2 separate regions of the Homo sapiens genome follow, and region 2 is linked to region 1. The links are chromatin loops, found by intact Hi-C in ENCODE. Cell type or tissue: ascending aorta. All regions are shown on one strand. Links, peaks and the distances in the headings refer to the core of each region. The heading gives the core; the rest is flanking DNA.

Region 1 (12,343 bases), core at 2,248-10,247:
GAAATAAATAATAAAATTATTTAGAAAAATTTTAATAAACCTTATTTTGTAGAGCAGTTTTAGGTTCACAGCAAAACTGAGCAGAAAGTACAGAGAGTTCCCATATAGCCCCTGCCCTGCCCACACACAGACTTCCCCACTGACAACATCCTGTGCCTGAGTGGTACATTTGTTATAATCAGTTAACCTATGTCAACACATGCTGTCACTCAGAGTTTATAATTTACATCAGTGTTATATATTCTTAGTATTACACATTCTGTGGATATTGACAAATGTGTAATGACGTGCGTCCACCATTGTAGCATCATACACAATAGTTTCACTACTCTAGAAATCCTCTGTGCTCCAGTTATTCATCCCTACCTCCCTCTAAGCCCTGGCAACCACTGATCTTATTACTTCCCCCAGTCACATTTCCTCCATGTCATTTTATGGCTTTATCAAGCTCATTTCTTTCCAGTGCTGAATAATATTCCATTGTCTGGATGAACCAAAGTTTATCCATTCACCTACTGAAGGACATCTTGGTTGTTTCCAAGTTTTGGCAATTATTAAAGCTGTTATAAACATCTCTCCCTTTTTATACATTATAGTCTCACCACAGGAGATGTAGTGCAGCTGGCTCTGCTGGCTTCTAATTTCACCAACTTGGTCAAAAATTACTTAATATTGAAGTTTTATTTACACATGTTATATTCAGCATGTAAGAATCCTGAAACCTAAATTTCCTTGGAATATCTTTCAGATGGGTTTTATAGGCAAGTGAATCAAATCAGTGGAGCTCACAATACCTCAGACAAGCAAACCCCTTCAAAACCCAAGAAGAAACAGAATTCAAAAGGACTTGCTCCTTCTGTGGTAAGGTTTTACAGATGTATACATGTGTGCAGATCTTATCTGTAGGATAGAATAAATGGGAGGCTATTGATTAAGTGAATGAGAATCTTCATGATTCTCATTTGATATCAGTGGTTTATTGCTTATTCAGTACCTACATTTGTGGTTCTCAAATTTTAATTTTTGGTTCTTCTGAATTATAATGCCATTTACCTATATTATTGATGGAATTAAAATATATGTAGCCTCGTTGATAAATATCTTTAAATTTATTTTGGTTTTAAAGAATTAGATTGAATTAAACATAAGATGTTGTCTCATGCCATTAAGCAGAAAGTGGTTTTTTTTTTTACAATTTCAATATCTACATTTTAAAAAATTGATAACATAATTTTACATATTTTGGGGGGTACACTATGTATAATGATCAAATCAGGGTAATTGAGATAGCCATCACTTCAAATACTGTGTGCATCAGAGTTGCCTGAGGCACATGTTGAAAATTCACCTTACTCATCCCTAAAAATCTCTCTACACACACAGACACAAACACACACACACAAACACACCCCTATAGTATAGTGGAATTCATTAGGAAAAGTGGGGGAGGAGTAGTTTGAAGAAGCATATTAAGTACTGTGATGCAGTTTTCTAAGGGGAAAGAATACCTGTTGTTTTCGTAATACAAACTACAGAAAAATATGTTTTTTGTTTTGAGACAGAGTCTCGCTCTGTCACCCAGGCTGGAGTGCAGTGGCGCAATCTTGGCTCACTGCAAGCACCGCCTCCCAGGTTCACACCATTCTCCTGCCTCAGCCTCCCAAGTAGCTGGGACTACAGGTGCCCACCACCACGCCCAGCTAATTTTTTGTTTTTTTAGTAGAGACGGGGTTTCACCGTGTTAGCCAGGATAGCCTCAATCTCCTGACCTCGTGAGCCTCCCAAAGTGCTGGGATTACCGATGTGAGCCACCACGCCTGGCCAGCTTATTTTTAAGCATTTGACAAAATATTGTTAAATATATTGAGAAACACATGGGTAGAACATAGTACCACTCTAATAACTTACAGTCAGAGCTCAAACAATGCCCATAATATATCCTTTTTCTTTAAAAAATTGCCCTTTTTCTCACTTTAATGTAATTTTTTTTTCATATTCCTGGTGTGTAGGGTACAAGTTAATATTTTGGGGGAAGTATGACTGCTAAGACATTAAGACTTAAAACTATACACCGTGAACAGGACACAAGCATGAATGGAAGCAGATAGTAGAGGCCATATGAAGTTAAAACGAGTAGCATTTCAGACATTTAATCTGGTTCTGAGCCAAGATAACTTGTTAAGTAATAGCAATTAGGAGGTACGACTCCACTGGGCCTCTTTTTCAGGGCATGAAATAATCTTTTATTCATAATTCTTTTGATACTCCTATATGATAATCTAGGTAGACAGCAACATTTTAGAGATTAAACTGGCACAAGAAAGTTAAATAAGTTTCCTAAGGATACACACAGCATATTAGTAGGGCTGAGTCTAAGTAGATGCAGTAGGCTCAGACGAGCAAAATCTTTTAGTCACCAGTTTGTTTTTTGAGTATAAGTTGAAATATTAACACTGTATACTAAAACTTAATGATCCTTGCTAAAATTACCTCTTGGTCAGCATATATATCTGATCGAGATCATTAGACAAGACTTCATCTAAGTCAGTCTGGGGAGAAAAGTCGTTTTTTAGCACCTTGTTCCCTTGATGGTAAAGATTATGATGCCCAAGATAGAATCTTCTTCTTTTCTTGTGCTATCAGGATTTCCAGCAAAGTGTTACTGTGGTCCTCTTTCAAGACGAGAATACCTTAGTCTCAGCAGGAGCTGTGGATGGGTAAGAGTCTATTTCTTTTTTCTTCCGACGAGATCTTTTTTATGAGATTGTGATGAGGCAGTCACATAGTCTCATTATAATTGAATGTGTGTGCTTTCAACTGTCAACATAGCAAGTACCCCAACTGAGGAAAGGAGCTATAGATCACATTGGAAAATACCTAGTTGAAGGACTCTTGCTGGATAATTAAATGAAAGAATACATGTGTCACGCTTAGCACATTGTCTAGCACATAAGAGCAGTGGTAGCTGCTGTTGCTATCTTAGAAAAGAAGCTGGCTGGGTAGCTTGCTTGCCTTATGCAATATAATTTAGTCACTAATTCTCATTTTGAAGAGTAAAATTTCTGTTACTTTGGGTTTTGTCTTTTTCAGGTTTAAGAATATCCTAAAAGAAGAAATCTGATTCTGGGGATGTAATTGACATTTCTGGGAGTAATCTAACTAGATTGATGATAGTAAGGTCTAATGACTTTCACATACCTGTCATCCATGATTAGTCTGAATTCTTGGCTTCCAAATAAGTCTGCTCTGTGATGCTTGTTGATTGTGTTGTAGAATATTAATTCTATGCAAATGGAGACTCTTTCTTTTTAAGTTTCCTTCCTATTATATCTCTCAAGGCATCCTTCTCTTAAAATTTTTAATTTAAAAGATGATGGCTTACCAAACTAGGATTTCCATTGTGTCCTCTGGGCACTAAAACCCTCTGAACCAAATTCTCAGGCAGGAATGAAGGATTATCTAAAGGTTATTAGTTCTGCTTGTGAATGACTGTGAAAGCTTGCTCTGTTTGTTTCCAAGAATACTGTCATTTCATAGCAGGTCTGTGTTTTCAAGTTACCTTTATACTAGAAGTAGAGGATTAAGACAATTATCTCAATAGATGAAATGAAAAAATACTTTATTTCACAGAACAATTTGTTTAGATTATTTAAAGAGTTATGTATGGAGATATAACCACAGGGACAGAACTTGCTACTTATGATATCAAAAATATATGCAGAATATTAAAGGCTTAGGAAGTGTATTTTCTAAAAACAATGGAACAATTACTATCGGCACTCAACCTTCATCTTCCTTTTCCGTTCTCTTAGAGTAAACTCCAGTAACCCATCACTGGGTCAAATCACATCTGTTTCCGTTCTGTCAGAATTATAAGCCTGATATTGGAGACAACAGTATAAGATACTTTAATTTGTTTCCCAATGAAATATCCTTACTGTACCTAGTTAATGTGCCAGAGGAGTTAGATTAAAAGTCATTTCACATTTAGTGTAGTTGAAGTTGTTTGGGGTTGGAAGAAGGTCTACAAAATATTTATTTGCCTTGGTTTTTAGGATAATCAAAGTATGGGATTTACGTAAGAATTATACTGCTTATCGACAAGAACCCATAGCATCCAAGTCTTTCCTGTACCCAGGTAGCAGCACTCGAAAACTTGGTAAGCCTTTAATAGGTCTTTTGGGGGAGATAAGAGTTTTTGTTTAAAAAAAAAAAAAAAGGCTAATTTCCAGTAACATTGATATGAAAAATTCTAATATGTGAAGTTCAAAAGATAAAAACTCAGAAGAATGTTTTTGGTTTGTGTATATTTTGGGGACAAAGAATTCTGATGATGATTCTTATGAAATGATCTATTTTTGTCTCTACATTTTAACCTCAGATCTACTCACCATCATCAGGACGTGCTAACTTAAGTTTCCTTTTTCCAGGATATTCAAGTCTGATTTTGGATTCCACTGGCTCTACTTTATTTGCTAATTGCACAGACGATAACATCTACATGTTTAATATGACTGGGTTGAAGACTTCTCCAGGTAAGATATTAGTCATTCAAATTCTCTTACCAGGAAAGCATTATGGGCTTTTTTTGGTAATGATAATTTAATGGGCTTTCTTCTAAACTGAACTTATTAAGCCATATGAGGACTTTGGCATCTTTGATTACATCCAGTGATAATTTCATAAGTGTACATTCCTTGTGATGATTTCATAAGTTAGCTGAATTGTGCTTTACATGGTGACTTTATTTTAATAGAGAGTATCTCCTGAAATTATGCCCTTTGGCCTATATTTAGAATTCTCTCAATTTTTTATTTAATAAGCTGTGGAGTAGATAAAGTGCTTCTGCTCAGCTTTTTTCCTCTTTAGGGGCTGCTGGTTAAAATTAGGGGGCTGAAATTTTCATACCCCCAAAATAGTTTCAGCCTATCTCAGCCTTCTCCTTAATGTTAGAGGCCCTTTTATTTCTAGATGTTTTCCCCAGCCTCACCTTTTTTTTTTCCTCAAAACTTTAAAAATAGAATCTGATACTTAAAACTAATAAATAAATGATAGTTTTAAAAAGAAAACCCAAGTTTCTCAAGCATGCTTTCCTCTTTTTTTTAATCCTCTCCCCTCCCTCTTCCAAATCACCAGCCTCAGGCATGCTTTAAGAGAGTTATTTGGGTTACATTATTTTTAAGAACATCAATTTCTTAAGCAACATCTTAGTAGCCTGGTTATTCCTCATCTATAGATCTTTCAAAAACACTTTGAATTCCATAACCAATCCTCAGAGTTACCCAGTTTCCACTAAAGTAAAAAGTGCTGATAAACAAGAAATCTCAAGTACAGAACTTGTTTTATTTTATTTATAGATAGATGTAGATATAGATATAAATTTTTTTTTTTTTTTGAGACGGAGTTTCACTCTGTTGCCCAGGCTGGAGTGCAGTGGTTCGATCTCGGCTCACTGCACCCTCCGCCTCCTGGGTTCAAGCAATTCTCCTGCCTCAGCCTCCCAAGTAGCTGGGATTACAGGCGCCCGCCACCATGCCTGGCTAATTTTTGTATTTTTAGTAAAGGCAGGGTTTCACCTTGTTGGTCAGGCTGGTCTCGAACTCCTGACCTCATGATCCACCCACCTCAGCCTCCCAAAGTGCTGGGATTACAGGCGTGAGCCACCATGCCCGGCCCAGAACTTGTCATTTTAGCTGAGATCTTACAGAATTTTCCAAAGATCACCCCAAGCAATCTTATTAGGACTTTAGTATCGGTGGCAGCATCATAGTCTGCATTTCTGATACTTTGCACTGGGTCTAGTTTTCTCTAAACAGGAGCAATAGTATTTAGAAAAGGGAAGAGGTGTTTCTTTTGCTATTTTCCTTAATGGAATCTGAGCTTGGAGAGCTGCTAATTTAGTTAGTCAAATAAAATAGACTTTTCAACATCTTTCCTTGAAAGATAAAGCGTGATCCTGATTATATTATCAGATGTACAAGAGCTCTTTCTATATAATTTTTGCTACAGTGTGGCACTGAAAAGGTCCTTGAGTTTAGTGTCCTGCTGTCCAACACTTCGCTAATAATTTAGTAAACCTTTTCTATGCTTCTATTTAATTTCATTTGCGCAGATGGATAGATAGGTAGATAGGTTAATAGATCGATTTATTCCTTAAAAATTGAATGACAGCTGGCCATGGTGGCTCACACCTATAAACCCAAGCCGAGGCTGGCAGATCACTTGAGCCCAGGAGTTCGAGACCAGCCTGGGCAACATGGTGAAACCTCATCTTGACAAAAAGATGCAAAAAATTAGCTGGATGTGGTGGCATGCACCTGTAGTCCTGCTACTTGGAAGGCTGAGGTAGGAGGATTGTTTGAGCCTGGGAGGTTTGAGTCTTCAGTGAGCCATGATCTTGCCACTGCACTCCAGCCTGGGTGACAGAGTAAGACCCTGTCTCAAAAAAAAAAAACTGAATGACAACTGTGTGTGTGTGTGTGTGTAACGTCTTGTAATTACTTGTCCTTTTCAAAACTTCTGAATCGATCTTGGATTCGATACTTGATCTACCATGCTTTGTATTATGGTGTTTATATGTTCATAAGGATGACTTGGTTGGAAGTACTTGAAAAGCCCAGATCACCAAAGCAAGATTAAATTGAGCTCATTAAAGCCAACATACATTTTAGGAGGATTTTTAGCAAGGTTTAAACATTTACAGTGCATATCATACCAGCCTTTCTTAGACCAGCAGAGGGCAATAAATACTTACAGGTGTAGTGGGAAATTCAGGCTAGAGTTTTCCATTCATAGTTGAGAGTTGAGGAAGATTAAAAATTACAGTTTTAGAACAATGTTCAGAATAAAGGAGCTTGTTTATTTTGCAGTGATAATAGGTGTATACAAATTGATTCATATCCTGCCTCACTTTCACAGTAAAAATGTCTGATGTGAGGAGTATTTGCTATGCCTGCATAGCTTTTTCCTTTAAAGCTATAAATACAAAGTTCTTTTCCAGCTTTATTCTAGAAAATGGAAGAGATTCCTGTGAGCACTTATGGGAAGCTGTTAAGTCCCCTACTAATACTTTTCTCTCTGGAGTGTGATTGTTTTTTCCTGCCTAAAGGTATCCTTAAATTCTCCAATAATTGAGATTTTTCTCTTGTATTTCCTAGTAGTGTTCTGATGTCAGAGGCCTCAGGTTTTGACCTTCTTAGGATAGAAGAACCTGTTAAGAACATATGCTAGATTGGGTTACCTGCCCTTTTGCCATTGAGAGTGAGAAGGCTAAACCTAATCTAGTGCCTTACATATAAACAGTTTACTCCACTAGCTCTTCCACCATTCAGTCTACTCAAAGTGCTGGATTAAAATGATTCTCACATCCCACATAAGCTATTAGTAAGTTTTAACCAGAACTCAAATGATACTTTTCACTGATTTTTTTTTTCCTTTTCATGGAACAAATGTTTGAGGATCTACTCTGTTCAAAGCACTATAAAGTCTAGTGAGGAAAAAGTAAGATATAAAATTTATCCTCAAGAGGCCTGAAGTCTAAGGGGAAATTAGATGAATATATTATGCAGTGGAAAAAATCCTACCCTGGGCTGGAGAGAGAGGGTCTTATAAAGGCATTTTACTGCAAGTTGGACATTGGCTGGATTCTTTTTTTAAGGAATGTTTTCCCTCCAATTTTTTTCTCTTGATATTGCCATTTTCGTACCAAGTACTCAGACTGAGTTCATGAGATTGGATCTAATATAAAGCTTCCTTCTAGGGTTTTGTTTTTCTGCCAATGTCTAGTTCCCTTGTATTTGATGGATAAAGCTAGATCATCTGCTTCAATAGGCAATACAGTGATAAAACTTGTTAGAATATATATGCTGTCTATATCCATTTGACCACTAGAAATAACAAGAGCCAAGTAATTTGGTTTTTTTCCTCTGGCAGTGGCTATTTTCAATGGACACCAGAACTCTACCTTTTATGTAAAATCCAGCCTTAGTCCAGATGACCAGTTTTTAGTCAGTGGCTCAAGTGATGAAGCTGCCTACATATGGAAGGTAAGTTGCTAAACTTCACCCACAAGTGTTAGACTGAAGTATTCTTGCAAATATTTGTTCTGTCCAATATGAGATAAGTTTAATGTAACCACGTGCTATACTATTCCTGCATCAGATATTTAGTAAAGGTTGCTCTTGGCTCTTAATATAGCTGAAACCTTACTCTACTACAGAATGTATGACACTTTCAGGGCCATAGCTTGTCAGAAATTGACAATTTGTATCCTCTGTTTCAAAAATTATTAGGAAATTGAGAATTCAGAGGGTGATAAGAACCTTAACTACTTTGTCCTGCATCCTGGAAAACATGCTATACTGACTTTCTGCCCTATGTTTTCAAACTCTCGTTCAGAATACAGTATTTTGATCCCTAGGATCCTGTGCTTGAATCACCCATGGAGCCTTGCACAAAACAGAAACTCAAAAATATTTTTATGATTAATTTATTCTTTATTCTCTCCTTACAAGTAGCTGATCTTCAGGCCACTAAAGTAGATATGGCTGCTTTATCAGATTTTTATATATTTAATAGCATTATTTACTAATCTTTTTTTTTTTTTTTTTTATTGAGATGGAGTCTCACTCTGTCGCACAGGCTGGAGTGCAGTGGCACGATCTTGGCTCACTGCAAGCTCCGCCTCCCAGGTTCACGCCATTCTCCTGCCTCAGCCTCCCGAATAACTGGGACTACAGGTGCCTGCCACCACGCCCGGCTAATTTCTTTTGTATTTTTAGTAGAGACGGGGTTTCACCATGTTAGCCAGGATGGTCTCGATCTCCTGACCTCGTGATCCGCCCAACTTGGCCTCCCAAAGTGCTGGGATTACAGGCATGAGCCACCATGCCTGGCCAATAATCTTTTAAATAACTTTTTTAATAACAGTAGTTCTAAAGTGTCTACTGTAAGCTAAGAAATTTAAAGCTGTCCATTTGAAGTCCAGTGGAGAAAATAAAAATGTTAGACAACAGGTAGCACTTGCTTATTACTGAAAAATGTCTCTTGAAGGAATAATTAATTATGGAAATGTTCTGGGAATTCAGAGAATGATCATTAAGGCATTGTTTACCCATGACTAAGAATTAATTATCTTCTAGATTTCCCTGTAACTTCATAAATGTCTTTGACATTGGTGAATTGAATGATTAGAGTTCACATATTTTGGGTTTTAAAGTCATAATGTCTAAAACTTCATAGATCCCATAGTTCCGATAGTATCAAATCCCTTCTCAAGAGAAAGTTATATCATTTTTTATCCTGCCAAGCTCTAGAAAGTAATATTGCTAATTTTTTTTAGGACAGGGGTAAAACCTGTTTAGTATGAAGCATAATTCTTCAGCTTAATTTCTTCCAATCCTGAGGGAAGTACAAAAGAAAAGTGATTTCTATATAACTGGAGTTGTGAAAATGCAACACTACTTTATTAAAATTTTACTAACAATATCCTAAATAGTCACAGGGTGGAAATATTGCTCTATCCAAGATGCTTCTATGTTGGGCCTGCCTTTTTCTACAAGCATATTTCTTTCTTTTGTTATATTTTTAAATGCCTATAAAGTATATACTTGACTCCATCACAAGATGGAGTTTCCTCTTTATAATATTCTTCTTACTTGAGATTTTAAGTTTAACAATGTTATGTCGCTGGCACTAATGCTCTGTCTTATATTTAAAATTTTCAGTTTCAAATTTGGTCTTAATGCTTATTTTGCTACCTTTTTCCTTTCTTCTTTGCTCACTGTCTTGCCTATGTTTCCTTCTCCACTTTGGCTCCCAACTTAACTAGAGGATTTTATTCCTACCACAGGTCTGTATCTTTTAAGGTTTGTTTCTTGTTAAAAAAAAAATTTTTTTTTCCAACATCACAAAAAGCATATAAGAATAATTCAAAAAATACTTATGTATTGATCATTCTTGTTAAATTATTAAGTTTTAATTATATGTACATAATTATGTATACAATTACATGTGTGTTGTATAGTTTCTTGATAGTTTTTAAATTCTTAATAAATTTTTAAATTATATATATACATAATTATGTGTATAATTATATATTATGTGTATCTTGTGTAAAGTTTTCTTGACAATTGTTAAAGTTCCTTCCTCTTCTCTAGTGCAAAGGCCTTTTTAAGATTTTGTTTCAGGGAATGAAGGTTGTGGGAATACTTGCCTTTAAAGATATACACTAAATATAGTTGGCCATTGTTTCTAAGCCATTTTCAGACAACCAATCAGTGTCTACCACATACAAGGGTTACCCTTTTTTAATTCCTAGGCTGGGTCACATGTCAGTGTTGAATGACGTGGTTCAGACGTGATGTTCTTCTGCCTGTCCACACATAACTCGGTGTACAGGCTCTGATATTTGAGATCCTGGCAAGCTTGCACCTCCTAAATTTGAATTTGCCTAGTGAGGTGGCTCAGTTTCTCTTTTCCATGATTAAAAAAAGGAGGAGTGGTATTTTAAGAGCAATTCCATTCAAGCTGAGTATCCAGGCTGTTAGATTGCTCTTCTACGTGTTCAAAAAGTCAGAATTCTCTTAAGTATTAGAATTTTTTCTATGCTAAAAAGCCAAAAGCCCATGGGCACAAGAAAACAAAATAGAAGGGAGTTTTGTATCTTAAGACAGAAGAGAATGGCCTCTTAATCCTCACTACTGCCCAGCAAAGAGGAAATATAATATATTCGGGCTGATATTGAGGCCCAAGACTTAAAAAGATTTAATATTATACCTTTTCTTTTTAATTTCCTAACTATTGTCTCACCCCCACCCCATCCTCTTTTCTCTGGTTTGTTTCTGATATAGCCACTGAATAGCATCGAAGTGGTTATAAATAAACTGATTTGGCATAGTCATTCTACCACTGACTGGTGAAACGTTGAGCCTGACACTTTAGGAAGTGTAAATGATCTCATGGCAGAAATAAAGATTAGACTTGGTTTCCAACTGGGCAGAGAAGAGATTTTGTGAGGAAAAGTGCTGATATTCTTTGTATGTTTCAGTACACAAAATAACTTTATGACATCTGTAAGTTAGAGCCACTTACTTCTAGAGGTACCTTCTTAGTTCTAGGAGATTTAACTTTGGGATTCCTTGTGCCTTGAATTAAAGTCTTTATTTTACAAAAAGTAGAATATGTAAGAGAGGACAGTCTTCTGTGTCTGAGCATCTCCAAAATGCATGGATATAAATGTCTCTTAGACTTAATAGTCGCCTTCCTACTTAAAAGGGAAAGGAAGCTTTAAAAAATGAAGTTACGTAATTATGATAGTGTTCTTATAATAATGTAGGGACAATAAATAAAAATTTATTTGAATAAAAATGAAGGATTTAAAAGCCACCTGAATCTCATTAGAAGGAATGAATCTTTCTTGAAGTAGTCATACTATACCCTAGGATAGTCCTAAACTATCAAAGCATAAAAGTTCATAAAAACGTGTTAGACATTAGTTTCTCATTTTAACCCATAACACGCCCTTCCTCCCATTTTTCCTTATTCAGATAGAATTCATATAACATATAATTCACCATTTTAGTCATTTTAAAGTTTACAATGGAGTAGTTACTATTGTAATCACAGTGTTGTACCAACATCACCACTATCTAATTCCCAAACATCATCACACCAGAAAAAAACCCGTGTCCTTTAACAGTCACTCTCTAATCCCCTCTTCCTCCCCAACACCTGCTAAACTACATTCAGTCTCTATGGATTTGCTATTCTAGACATTTCATATAAATGGAATCATACAAAATCAGCATTTTGTGTGTGACGTCTTTTACTTAGCATAATATCGAGGTTCATCCATGTTATAGCATGTGTCAGTACTTACTCCTTTTTATGACTGAATAATATGCCATTGTGTGGATAGACCACATTTTGTTTATTCATTCATCAGTTGATGGACATTTGAGCTGTTTCCATTTTTTGACATGAATAAAGCTGCTGTGAACATTTGTGTATAAGTTCTTGTTTAACATAGGTTTTTAATTCTCCTGGGAGTGTAGGAACAGAATTCGATTCCTAAGAATAGAATTGCTGGGTCATATAATTGTTTAACTTTCTGAGGAAACTTCCCCCCACTTTTAATGCTATGTAAAGTGCCTGGCTTAGACTTTTACTGTCGTCATTGATACCTTGTTAACGTATTCCAAAATGTTTTTCTAATGGGTCTCTTTCTTTTTTCTCTGAAACCCTATAGATAAATGCAAAAATGTGCATATATTCTATTGGTGGGTATTTAGGGGGTTTTTTGAAACTTATTTTAACCCTTGGTGTACACATTTAGGTTCTCCTA
Region 2 (12,343 bases), core at 2,367-10,366, 250 kb after region 1:
TTGCTCAATTGTTTTCAATAATGCTTTGGGGCACACATTGTTCTACAGACTAATCCAATCAAATCCAGGCTCCTTTGAAGGAATAGTTCCCAAGGTCAGTATGTGATATTTGTTCTAACATCAGGAGGGCTCCACACTGCTGGGTTTTTTTTTTTGTCTCTCCTGAAAAATAACTAGCCTACAGTTTAGTCTGTATCCTCATTGAATTTACAGATCTCCCCATTATCTTTCACCAAAACCTCCACTGTTTTTAAGAGTACCCTTAGGCTTGAACATTTTTTTTAATGCCCTGTTGTAAAGAAGTCAGTTGTTTTGGGAAAAGATGAAGAGCTAACTGTTTTATGGCCTACTTCTCCCCCATCCCCCACAAAATCTCTGGAGTCGGGGCTCAGAGCTGGGAGTGGGGACAATTGTATGCTTCTTTCTGAAACCCTGCTTTAGAAGCTGAGCAGTTTGGGGAAGTGGGAGCAGCAGCCCGAGGTCTTCTTTTTGGCTTGCCTCTTCCAGTGTGGAATCACAACTTTATAGGCCAGAACAAAGGTGATTGAGGCCCCAGTTATTTTTTTAGCAGTGTTGCACAAAAGGTAGAGCCTCTGCCCCATGCGTGGAGGTTGGGCAGAAGAAAGGAGGCCTGCCTTTCAGTTGCACTTGTCTAGAACTTATCCTCAGCAACAATAAGTTGCTGTGGAAAGGATGAGAAATGCTGATAGGTCCTACTCCTTACCTAAAGATGTCTGGGAGCTAGAAGTAGAGGAAGAGCCCTGTGTTCTCCTCTGCGTCTCTTTGAAGTAGGGTTTCTACATAGCTGAGCCAAGGGGGAAGGAGCTCTCTTGCTTAAAATACAGTCATGTGCTGCATAACGATGTTTTGGTCCATGACGTGGTATATAGGATGGTGGTCCCAAAATATTACAGTGGAGCTGAAAAATTCCTGTCCCCTAGTGATGTAGCTTTAGTTCATAGAACAAGGCATGACTCACATGTTTATGGTGATGCCAGTGTAAAAAAACCAGCTGCACTATCATATAAAAGTATATATAGCTGCCAGGCATGGTGGCTCAAGCCTATCCCAGCACTTCGGGAGGCTGAGGCAGGCGGATCACGAGGTCGGGAGATCGAGACCATCCTGGCTAACACGGTGAAACCCCGTCTCTACTAAAAATACGAAAAATTAGTCGGGTGTGGTGGCAGGCGCCTGTAGTCCCAGCTGCTCCCGGAGGCTGAGGCAGAAGAATGGCATGAACCCGGGAGGCGGAGGCAGTGAGCCATGATCGTGCCACTGCACTCCAGCCTGGGCGACAGAGCAAGACTCCGTCTCAAAAAAAAAAAAAGTATATATAGCATATACAATTATGTACAATACATAATACTTGATAATAAATGTTACTGGCTTATGTATTTATTATACTATTTTTATCATTATTTTAGAGTGTGCTCCTTCTACTTATTACAAAAAAAAAAGTTAGCTGTAAAGCAGCCTCAGGCAGGCCCTTCAGGAGGTATTCTAGAAGATGTGGAGATGAGACAGTGACGTAGATGATCCTGACCCTGGGTAGGCCTAAGCCATCTGTGTTTGTGTCTTAGTTTTTAACAAAAAAGTTTAAAAAGTTAAAAAGTCTGAAAAATAGAAAAAAGCTTATAGACTACTGATAGAAAAAATATTTTTATACAGCTGTACAGTGTGTGTTTTAAGCTATGTTATTGCAAAAGAGTAAAAAAGTTAAAATTTTAAAGTTTATATAAAGTTACAGTAAGCTAAGGTCATTATTGGAGAAAGAAAATGTTTTAAATAAATTTAGGGTAGCCTAAATATACCGTTTATAAAGTCTATAGTAGTGTACAGTAATGTCCTAGGCCTTCACATTCACTCACCACTTACTCATCCAGAGCAACTTCCAGTCTTGTAAGCTCTATTCATGTTAAGTGTCCTAGACAGATGTGCCATTTTTAAATCTTTTATACCATATTTTTTATTGCACCTTTCTATATTTGGATACACTTACAGTTGCCTATAGTATTTAGTATAGTAGCATGCTGACAGTTTTGTAGCCTAGGAGCAGTAGGCTCTACCATATAGCCTAGGCGTGTAGTAGGCTGTGCCATCTAAGTTTGTGTAAAACATTCTGATATTCACACAATGATGAAACTGCCTGAGGATGCATTCTCAGAATGTATTTCTGTCATTTTAAGTGATGCATGACTGTACCACTAGCTCTTGGTATTCTAACTGAATTTTCATAGATATTCCTGAATAGATATTTTTTTGCTGTTTGCCCTTAGGACCATTTCAGAGGCTATAAAAATGGCTGTTTTAAACATAACTTCTATCAGTTTCCCTGGTGAGTAGGCCTGTGGAACTTCTCACCTTGTCTTGTCAGAAGTTGATCTCCCTCTGGACTAGAATTTTAGCTTTTTTTGTAGTAATAATTAGTATCTTAGCCTTATTTAGGATTTCATAGCTTTCAGGTACATAATCATGCCAATAAATCTGAAAACCTAAGAGGAGATGGGAGAATTCCTTGAAATAAACAGCTTTCTGAAACTGACACAAGAAGAAACAAAAATCTGAATAGTTATGTATCTCTTTGACTGATTCCTAATTTAAAACCCCAACAGGGAAATTACAAGAAAATTATAGACCAATATCCCTTATGAACATAGATTTTTTTAAAGTTGTATACAAAATATTAACAAATTGAATTTGAAATATATAAATAGAATGAGATATTTTGATAATGTGGGATTTATGCCAGGAATGCAAGGCTGGTTTTACATTAAAAAAATGATTTGTTACATAAATAGAATAAAATAAAAATTATCACTTCAACATAAATAGAGAAAATAGAAAGTTCCTTCTCTGTATAGTTGCCTTCTGTTTAGTACTTTCCTATGCAAATCCTAGCCACCTCAGTAGCCCTATCTCTAGTCTTTATTTTGCTCATTAAATCTGTTGTTCTTTTAGGGTTTCTTTTTCCTGTGCTTTCTCTCTCTGGAGAGCCCTAGCAGATAGGGAGCTGGTGCGATTGTGGGGCTTTGTTTTCCTTCCCACAGCGATCACAGTCCTGTACTGCCTGTTTTCTAGCATCTGAAAACAATTGTTTTATATATTTTGTTCAGTTTTTAGTAGTTTACAGTGGAAAGGATAGTCTTCTGGAAGAAGTCTTGCCCACACTTTTTGTCATTCTTACCCAATAGGTATAAAGTGATGTATGACATTTCATGTATAAATTCGTGTATACTGTTTATACATACTTACATTTTTTTGGTTACCAGTGTGGTTGAATATCTTTTCATATACTTATCGGTCATTTATGTTTCATGTGACCTTTTTTTCCTATAGATTTTGGGTTTTTTTCTTAATGATTTGTAGGTGTTCTTTTGTACATTCTGTATACCAATTTCTTGTCCACATTTAATTTTTTAGTTCTTTCGGAACTAATTTTTGTGTGTGAAGGAAGGATCTAATTTTAATTTTTTTCATATGAGTAGCTGGAATAATTTATTGAACTTTAAATATTTCCTACTGACTTTAAAAAAAAAAACACCAACCGTATTATATACTAACCTTTTGTATGTGTACACTGGCATGTTTCTAAGTGCCTTATTTTTTTTTCCTCAGTGGTCTGTGAATTCCTGCACAACACCATGTGGTTTTAATTACTAAATGTGGTAAGATGACTCTTCCCTTCTTCATGTTAAAAATCATCTTGGCTATTCTTGGCACTTTATTTTTCCAGACGCATTTTTAAGAACAACTCTAATGGTTCCACCAAAATACCCTATTGAGAATTTAATCTGAATTGTATTCCTTGTATAGATTCATTGGGGGAAAACATTGATTCTTCTCATCCATGAATATAATATATCTCCATTTATTTATCTCTTTCATACATTTCAAGAATGTTTTATAATTATATTCATAAGAGCTTTGCTTGTTTTTCGTTAGACTTCTCAGATTCATTGCCCTTGGAACACAGTTACCATATTATGAGGGAGCTCAGACCGCATGGAGAGGCTATATGTTGGAGGTTCTGGTACTAGCCCCAGCTAGTCTGTCAGCCAAAAGCCAGCAACTACCAGACATAAGAGTTATTTAGCCTTCTCAGAATTCCATCCTCTAGTTTTCTAGTCCTTTAGCTGAGGCCTTAGACATCATGGAGCAGAGATAAGCTATCCCTGTTCTATCCTTTCTGAATCCCTGACACAAAGAAATTGAGAAAGGTAGTTTTTTTTTGTTGTTGTTGTTTTTTTAAGATGGGTTCTTAAAAAACCCATCTTAAACTCCAGTACTGTTGTCCAGGCTGGAGTGCATGATCACAGCTTATTGCAGCCTCAACCCTCTGGCCTCAAGCAGTCCTCCCACTTCAGCCTCCAAGTAGCTGGAACTACAGGTGTGTGCCACCAAGCCTATTTTTTTTTTTTTTTTTGAGATGGTGTCTCGCTGTGATGCCCAGGGTGAAGTGCAGTGGCTCAAGTCTCAGCTCACTGCAAACTCCACTTCCCGGGTTCAAGCGATTATCCTGCCTCAGTCTCCTGAGTAGCTGGGACTACAGGCACGTGCCACCATGCCTGGCTAATTTTTTTTTTTGTATTTTAGTAGAGATGAGGTTTCACCATATTGGCCAGGTTGGTCTCAACTCCTGACTTGAAGTGATCCGCCCACCTCAGCCTCCCGAAGTGTTGGGATTACAGGCATGAGCCACTGTGCCCAGCCAAGTGTAGCTAAATTTTAAATTTTTCGTAGAGACAAGTTCTTGCTGTGTTGCCCAAGTTGGTCTTCAACTCCTGGGCTCAAGCAGTTCTCCTGCCTCAGCCTCCCAAAGTGTTGGGATTACAGGCATAAGCCACCACGCCCAGCCTAATAATTGTTTTAAGCCACAGAATTTTGGGATAATTTGTTACTAAGAATAGAAAATGAATACCCCAGGCATCATTATGCTTATGTTATGATTTGGCTTGTTTTATAACTTTTCCTATGGGAACACATAATCAGAATATTCTAATATAGTATATGGGGAATAGTTTCTCATCCTGAATTAATAAATTAGTATTTATTACTGTCTTATGAGCTTGGAGAATTTGTATTTGTATTATGTATGATTTTTAAAAACATACCTGAGTTTGTAAGGCAGAGGAATAGACTCAGACATTGAAAATTCATCATGAACACTATGCTTCTTGGGAAACTGGACTTACTGTCTATTGAGAGTGTACTAACATCCCTGTGTGGTTGAGAATGAGGTTTCATTTTCCATGACATTTCTGTAGTCAGATATATATTACACAGAGTTATAACACCCAAACTTGTCTTAAAGACCTCTTAATTTAGTTGTACAGTCTTCCTAAGTAGGTTTCATAAATCGACATTAAAGAACATAATGTAAAACTTCTTTGCAACATTTTCCTAAAGATTCTAATTTACTTCGAAAAATTCTCACAAAGTTTGCTAATATTGAATGAGTCATTGAAATAAGCCAGGCTATATACTCAACTATGTAGATTTTATTATTTCTCTGATATTTTAATTTTATGTAAATATGAAGTATACATACAAGTACATCTCATTGTATTGTGCTTCACTGTATTGCATTTCCCAGATATTGTGTGTTTTATTTTTTTAAAACAAATGGAAGGTTTTTGGCAAACCTGCATTGAGCAAGTCTGTTGGTCCCATTTTTCCAATAGCATGTGCTCGCTTTGTGTCTCTGTGTCACATTTTGGAGATTCTCTCAATATATATCTGTTATGATCGCCTCCAATTAGTGATCTTTAATGTTACTATTGTAATTGTTTTGGGGCATCATGAACCATAGCCATATAAGATGTCACACTTAATCAGTAGGTGTTGTTTGTGTTCTGATGGCTCCACCAACTGGCCATTTCCTGGTCTTTCTTCCTCTCCTTGGGCCTCCCTATTCCCTGAGACACAACAAAATTGAGATTAGGCCAATTAAATACCTCTGCAATGGCTGCTAAGTGTTGAAGTGAAAGGAAGAGTCTCACACCTCACTTTAAATCAGAAGCTAGAAATGATTAAGCTTAGTGAGGAAGGCATGTTGAAAGCTGTGATTGGCCAAAAGCTAGGCCTCTTGTACCAAACAGCCAAGTTGTGAATGCAAAGGAAGAGCTCTTGAAGGACATTAAAAGTGCTACTCCAGTGACCGCATGAATGATAGGAAAGCAAAACAGCCTTATTGTTGATTTGGAGAAAGTTTGAGTGGTCTGAATAGAAGATCAAACAGCCATAACATTTCCTTAAGCCAAAGCCTAATCCAGAACATGTCTAAAAATGCCCTTCCTGAACCTCTGTACTTAATTGATAGTTGACTAGTTACAGAGTTCTAGACTGGCATTAGAATTCTAATAGGATAGCCCCATTATCTTCTGGCATGACTTCTGCTGATAAGAAATTCCATGGATATTTAACCTTTGTGGGTGACTTTTTTTTTTTTTTTTTTTTTTTTTTAATCTGAAAGCTTTTATTCTTCTCTCCTGGGCATCTGAATTTTCAGTAATGTGCTAAATTATCCCTTTGGGATCATGTATTTCTCTGTATTTGGTTTTATGTCATGTTGCAGTCTCTGGCGATCCTTTATTTTCCATTAATATGTATGGATAAACAAAAAATTACTGTAAGAGTTGGTTGGGGCTTATTGATTATCTGGTTTTGTTTAGAGTAATTGGTTAGGGATCTAGTTACATGCTGGAATGTAGGAACCTCCTCTGGCACTGTTCAGTTTCTTTAGGGAAGAACCTTCTAATTTTCTTTTGTCTGAAGCGTGAATGCTTGACTGTCTTTTGGAGTGGGATGGTAGACTCTTCAGCAAGTCCAGACTTTTATTTAATCCCCCATTTCAGTTCATGTCTTAATCCTTTCCACTGTTTCACTAGATATTTCTTAATCTTGAACTAATCTGAAGTTCTGTAGGACCCTTGCCTGTATTCCCCCTTTTTATTCTAGGACTTGACTTCCTCTTAGTTTTGCCAGTTACCACTTCTCTACCTACTTTGAGTTTTCGCTGAAATTTGTTGAAGTCTCTTGCCTATGGGCCTATTTTTCTGTTCTCTGTTATTGTGGGTTTTTATCTCTTTTTTTTGGTGGGGGGTCTACTCTCATTTTAGAGGGAAGGGGAGAAAAACAAAATTGCCATTTTTAACTGATATGTACTGTGAATCTCTAATGGGTAACGATTTAGAATACAGCTTTTAAAGGAACATTTGATATTTCAAAAACAGTATTCTCATACCCAGCTTCAGTACAAATTTGCTTTATGATCTTGGGCATGCTGTGTAGTGTGGGATCCTGAAGTACTTCACATACTGTAAAGCAGTGGTTTTCAAACTCGTTTTCACTGCAGACTATAGTGAGAAACACATTTTACTTCATAACTTACATACTTCCATGACATAATATCCTTACGTGCAATACACTCTGATTTTTTTTTTTTAAACTCTTGATTGTGACCCACTAACTTGATCTTACTGCCCACCAATGGCGTGCAACCTACACTTTGAAAAACAGTATACTAGAGCAGTATTTCTTAAAAGTGTGAGCCAGGGCCAGGTTCAGTGGCTTACGCCTGTAATCCCAGCATTTTAGGAGGCCGAGGCAGGCGGATCACAAAGTCAGGAGTTCGAGACCAGTCTGGCCAAGATGGTGAAACCTCGTCTCTACTAAAAATACAAAAATTAGCTGAGTGTGGTGGTGGGCGCCTGTAGTCCCAGCTACTTGGGAGGCTGAGGCAGGAGAATCGCTTGAACCTGGGAGGCAGAGGTTGCAGTGAGCTGAGACTCAATCTCAAAAAAAAAATTAAAAAAAAAAGTGTGAGCCAAATATATTTTCAAGTTGAGTATTGAAAAAGACGTAAGAATTTGGGAAAAACCTAGCGGGGCTTTTGTGAGTTTTAAAAGGTATGTTAATAATCCTCCAAAGATGAAATTGTGCCTTTCCCTAGAGTTATCTTGAGTCACCCTTGGCCCTTGGCTTGAGGCCATGCAGGGATTTTTACAGTGTTGAGAATTATCTTTAGTGAGATCAAGTGGCAGTCATAATAAATTGAAGTACAGTTTAAAATGTGCTTTAAAAACACATCTTTTAGTCAAATTTAAATTAATTATGTATTTAGCAAAGCAAGGCATATCTGTTTTTTTTTTAAGGTAATTCCTAGATTGTGCAGTTTGTTGTACCTTTCATAATATTCATGCAGAGCTTTTTATATTGTGGATTTAGTGATATTTTCTAGAAGAATGCTGCTTTTAAATTTTTTTATTTTTTATTTTTGGAAGAATGCTTTTAGTAAATCCTTAGCTCTGATGCTGAAGAGATGACTACAAGTTGATACTGCAGGTTATTACATATATTAAGTGCATAGTCAAATTTCCTTGAGGCAACAAAAAGACTTAAGGCATTTGAAATTGTTAAATATGGTATACCATGATAGTAGATAGTAGTCTGAATTGCTCCTTGGTTAATACTTGGGAAGATCAAAATACAGTTGGCCCTCCATATCTGTGGGTTCCACATCTGTGGATTCAACCAACCTTGGATCAAAAATACTCCAGGGAAGGGAGGAAGAATCTATACAGACTATGTAGAGACTTTTTTTTCAGGTCATTATTCCTTAAATAATATAACAACTGTTTACATAGCATTTACATTGTATTAGGTATAAGTAATATAGACATGATTTAAAGTATACAGGAGGCTATGCATAGGTTAATGCAAATACTAGACCATTTTACATAAGGGACTTGAGCATCCTCAGATTTTTGTATCTGGGGGAGTCCAGGAACTTGTCCCCATGGATAATGCAGATCAACTGTATACTTATAAATTTATGTGTAGGACATTCTCTTCATTTAAATAGAGGTCACTAGGACCTTAAATACTCATCTCTTATTTACTCATTTATTTATACATTTTGGAAGAAATCAGCATCCATTTGAAACAGATATATGTCATCAGTTCAAGAAAACCTGGTTAAAATTGCCCCAACAAAAACTTGGACCTCTTGTAATAATTAAATTCAGAGTGACTGAGCAAACTACTGTGTTGTAGTACTCAGGGCATGATCCAAAAGGTACCTTGTCAGCCACAACTCTAGTTGCTGATGATGCAGTGCTATAAGGTGTTGTGAATTTTTCCTGTGAACTTGTTTGTTTCTAAAGATGTTTTCATTTTTAAACCTTTAAGTGAAATTCTGATAGAAAATATCAGCATCTCTTGCAGGGAGAATGCCAGGTGAGCAAGTTGTCACCGTAGGAATCAGAATGGACGTTATCATCCGTAGTGAGAATGGCAAATGGATAATCAACATCAGCCCAATTGCCAGACTAAAACATCATTATGACAGACTTCATTTGCAAGAATTCTTAAAACGGAGAAGCTGAAGAATAAAGTGGCCAGTGCAGATATTGTCTGTGCTTTTTACATTTAACAGATTTATTATGTGTTCTTTTTGTTTTCTTTTCTTTTTTTTTTTTTTTTTTTGAGACGGAGTTTTGCTCTTGTTGCCCAGGCTGGAGTGCAATGGCGCGATCTCGGCTCACTGCACCCTCTGCCTCCCGGGTTCAAGCGATTCTCCTGTCTCAGTCTCCCGAGTAGCTGGGATTACAGGTGTGCGCCACTACACCCGGCTAATTTTTTTGTATTTTTAGTAGAGGTGGGGTTTCACCATGTTGGCCAGGCTGGTCTCAAATTCCTGACCTCAGGTGATCCGCCCGTCTCAGCCTTCCAAAGTGCTGGGATTACAGGCATGAGCCACTGTGCCCAGCCTATGTGTTCTTTTTCTTACAGATTGTTTTTTTTTTTTTTTTTTTTTATTGATCATTCTTGGGTGTTTCTCGCAGAGGGGGATTTGGCAGGGTCACAGGACAATAGTGGAGGGAAGGTCAGCAGATAAGTGAACAAAGGTCTCTGGTTTTCCTAGGCAGAGGACCCTGCGGCCTTCCGCAGTGTTTGTGTCCCTGGGTACTTGAGATTAGGGAGTGGTGATGACTCTTAACGAGCATGCTGCCTTCAAGCATCTGTTTAACAAATCACATCTTGCACCACCCTTAATCCATTCAACCCTGAGTGGACACAGCACATGTTTCAGAGAGCACAGGGTTGGGGGTAAGGTCACAGATCAACGGGATCCCAAGGCAGAAGAATGTTTCTTAGTACAGAACAAAATCAAAAGTCTCCCATGTCTACCTCTTTCTACACAGACATGGCAACCATCCGATTTCTCAATCTTTTCCCCACCTTTCCCCCCTTTCTATTCCACAAAACCGCCATTGTCATCATGGCCCGTTCTCAATGAGCTGTTGAGTACACCTCCCAGACGGGGTGGTGGCTGGACAGAGGGGCTCCTCACTTCCCAGTAGGGGCGGCCGGGCAGAGGCGCCCCTCACCTCCCAGACGGGGCGGCTGTCCGGGCGGGGGGCTGACCCCCCCGCCTCCCTCCCGGACGGGGCAGCTGGCCGGGCGGGGGGCTGACCTCCCTGCCTCCCTCCCCGCCTCCCTCCCGGATGGGGCGGCTGGCCGGGCGGGGGGCTGACCCCCCCACCTCCCTCCCGGATGGGGCGGCTGGCCGGGCAGAGGGGCTCCTCTCTTCCCAGTAGGGGCGGCCGGGCAGAGGCGCCCCTCACCTCCCGGATGGTGCGGCTGGCCGGGCGGGGGGCTGACCCCCCCACCTCCCTCCTGGACGGGGCGGCTGGCCGGGCAGAGGGGCTCCTCACTTCCCAGTAGGGGCGGCCAGGTAGAGGCGCCCCTCACCTCCCGGACGGGGCGGCTGGCCGGGCGGGGGGCTGACCCCCCCGCCTCCCTCCCGGACGGGGCGGCTGGCCGGGCAGAGGGGCTCCTCACTTCCCAATAGGGGCGGCCAGGTAGAGGCGCCCCTCACCTCCCGGACGGGGCGGCTGGCCGGGCGGGGGGCTGACCCCCCCGCCTCCCTCCCGGACGGGGCGGCTGGCCGGGCAGAGGGGCTCCTCTCTTCCCAGTAGGGGCGGCCGGCAGAGGCGCCCCTCACCTCCTGGATGGGGCGGCTGGCCAGGCGGGGGGCTGACCCCCCCACATCCTTCCCAGACGGGGCGGCTGGCCGGGCAGAGGGGCTCCTCACTTCCCAGTAGGGGCGGCCGGGCAGAGGCGCCCCTCACCTCCCGGACGGGGCGGCTGGCCGGGCGAGGGGCTGACCCCCCCACCTCCCTTCCGGACGGGGCGGCTGGCCGGGCGGGGGGCTGACCCCCACCTCCCTCCCAGACGGGGTGGCTGCCAGGCGGAGACGCTCCTCACTTCCCAGACGGAGTGGCTGCCGGGCGGAGGGGCTCCTCACTTCTCAGACGGTGTGGCTGCCGGGCGGAGGGGCTCCTCACTTCTCAGACGGGGCGGTTGCCAGGCAGAGGGTCTCCTCACTTCTCAGACGGGGCGGCCGGGCAGAGACGCTCCTCACATCCCAGACAGGGTGGCAGGGCAGAGGTGCTCCCCACATCTCAGACGATGGGCGGCCTGGCAGAGATGCTCCTCACTTCCTAGATGGGATGGCGGCCGGGCAGAGACACTCCTCACTTTCCAGACTGGGCAGCCAGGCAGAGAGGCTCCTCACATCCCAGACGATGGGCGGCCAGGCAGAGACGCTCCTCACTTCCCAGACGGGGTGGCCGCCGGGCAGAGGCTGCAATCTCGGCACTTTGCGGGGCCAAGGCAGGCAGCTGGGAGGTGGAGGTTGTAGCGAGCCGAGATCATGCCACTGCACTCCAGCCTGGGCACCATTGAGCACTGAGTGAACGCGACTCCGTCTGCCATCCCGGCACCTCGGGAGGCCCAGGCTGGCGGATCACTCGCGGTTAGGAGCTGGAGACCAGCCCGGCCAACACAGCGAAACCCCGTCTCCACCAAAAAAATACGAAAACCAGTCAGGCGTGGCGGCGCGCGCCTGCAATCGCAGGCACTCGGCAGGCTGAGGCAGGAGAATCAGGCAGGGAGGTTGCAGTGAGCCGAGATGGCAGCAGTACAGTCCAGCTTTGGCTCAGCATCAGGGGGAGACCGTGGAAAGAGAGGGAGAGGGAGACCGTGGGGAGAGGGAGACTGTGGGGAGAGGGAGAGGGAGAGGGAGAGGAGGGAGAGGGAGAGGGAGAGGAGGGAGAGGGAGAGGAGGGAGAGGGAGAGCTTCTTACAGATTGTTACTCATGTTTATAAAATATAGCAAGAAGACAGGCTGATCTTTTTTCAACCTATTTATATTTTCTGCTCTTTTTTCTTACGAGAAAATTCAGTGTTACTCTTTCACAAATGTACCAGAGTTGGGACATATTAATTACATCTACAAATGCAAAATATTTCATAATTTTTTAAATAATGAAAA

What was found. Peaks named below come from ENCODE experiments on the same cell type or tissue, not always from the same donor. Only the 100,000 strongest peaks of a DNase experiment are listed, where the experiment ranks them.
Region 2: it touches region 1 in a loop (3-fold over the local background); 19 of 110 quality-filtered maps call a loop at or near these places.

What each region holds. Positions count from the first base shown.
Region 1 is chr1:212,064,169-212,076,511 of GRCh38, forward strand. It overlaps DTL (denticleless E3 ubiquitin protein ligase adapter), which reads left to right. Exons shown (of 15, transcript NM_016448.4): 7 at 749-861; 8 at 2,644-2,717; 9 at 4,056-4,159; 10 at 4,431-4,535; 11 at 7,933-8,045. Among named protein-coding and RNA genes, the nearest start is that of MIR3122, 7.3 kb to the right of the region's middle. In ascending aorta, for the core only: a CTCF peak has its summit at 6,730 (motif pointing right); no DNase peak of the experiment used is centred there.
Region 2 is chr1:212,310,149-212,322,491 of GRCh38, forward strand. The region is part of intron 1 of PPP2R5A (protein phosphatase 2 regulatory subunit B'alpha); the gene reads left to right. Among named protein-coding and RNA genes, the nearest start is that of PPP2R5A, 31 kb to the left of the region's middle. RefSeq lists enhancers at 5,609-6,362, 5,955-6,024, 9,762-10,358. In ascending aorta, for the core only: a CTCF peak has its summit at 5,904 (motif pointing left); no DNase peak of the experiment used is centred there; H3K27ac peaks cover 1,680 bases.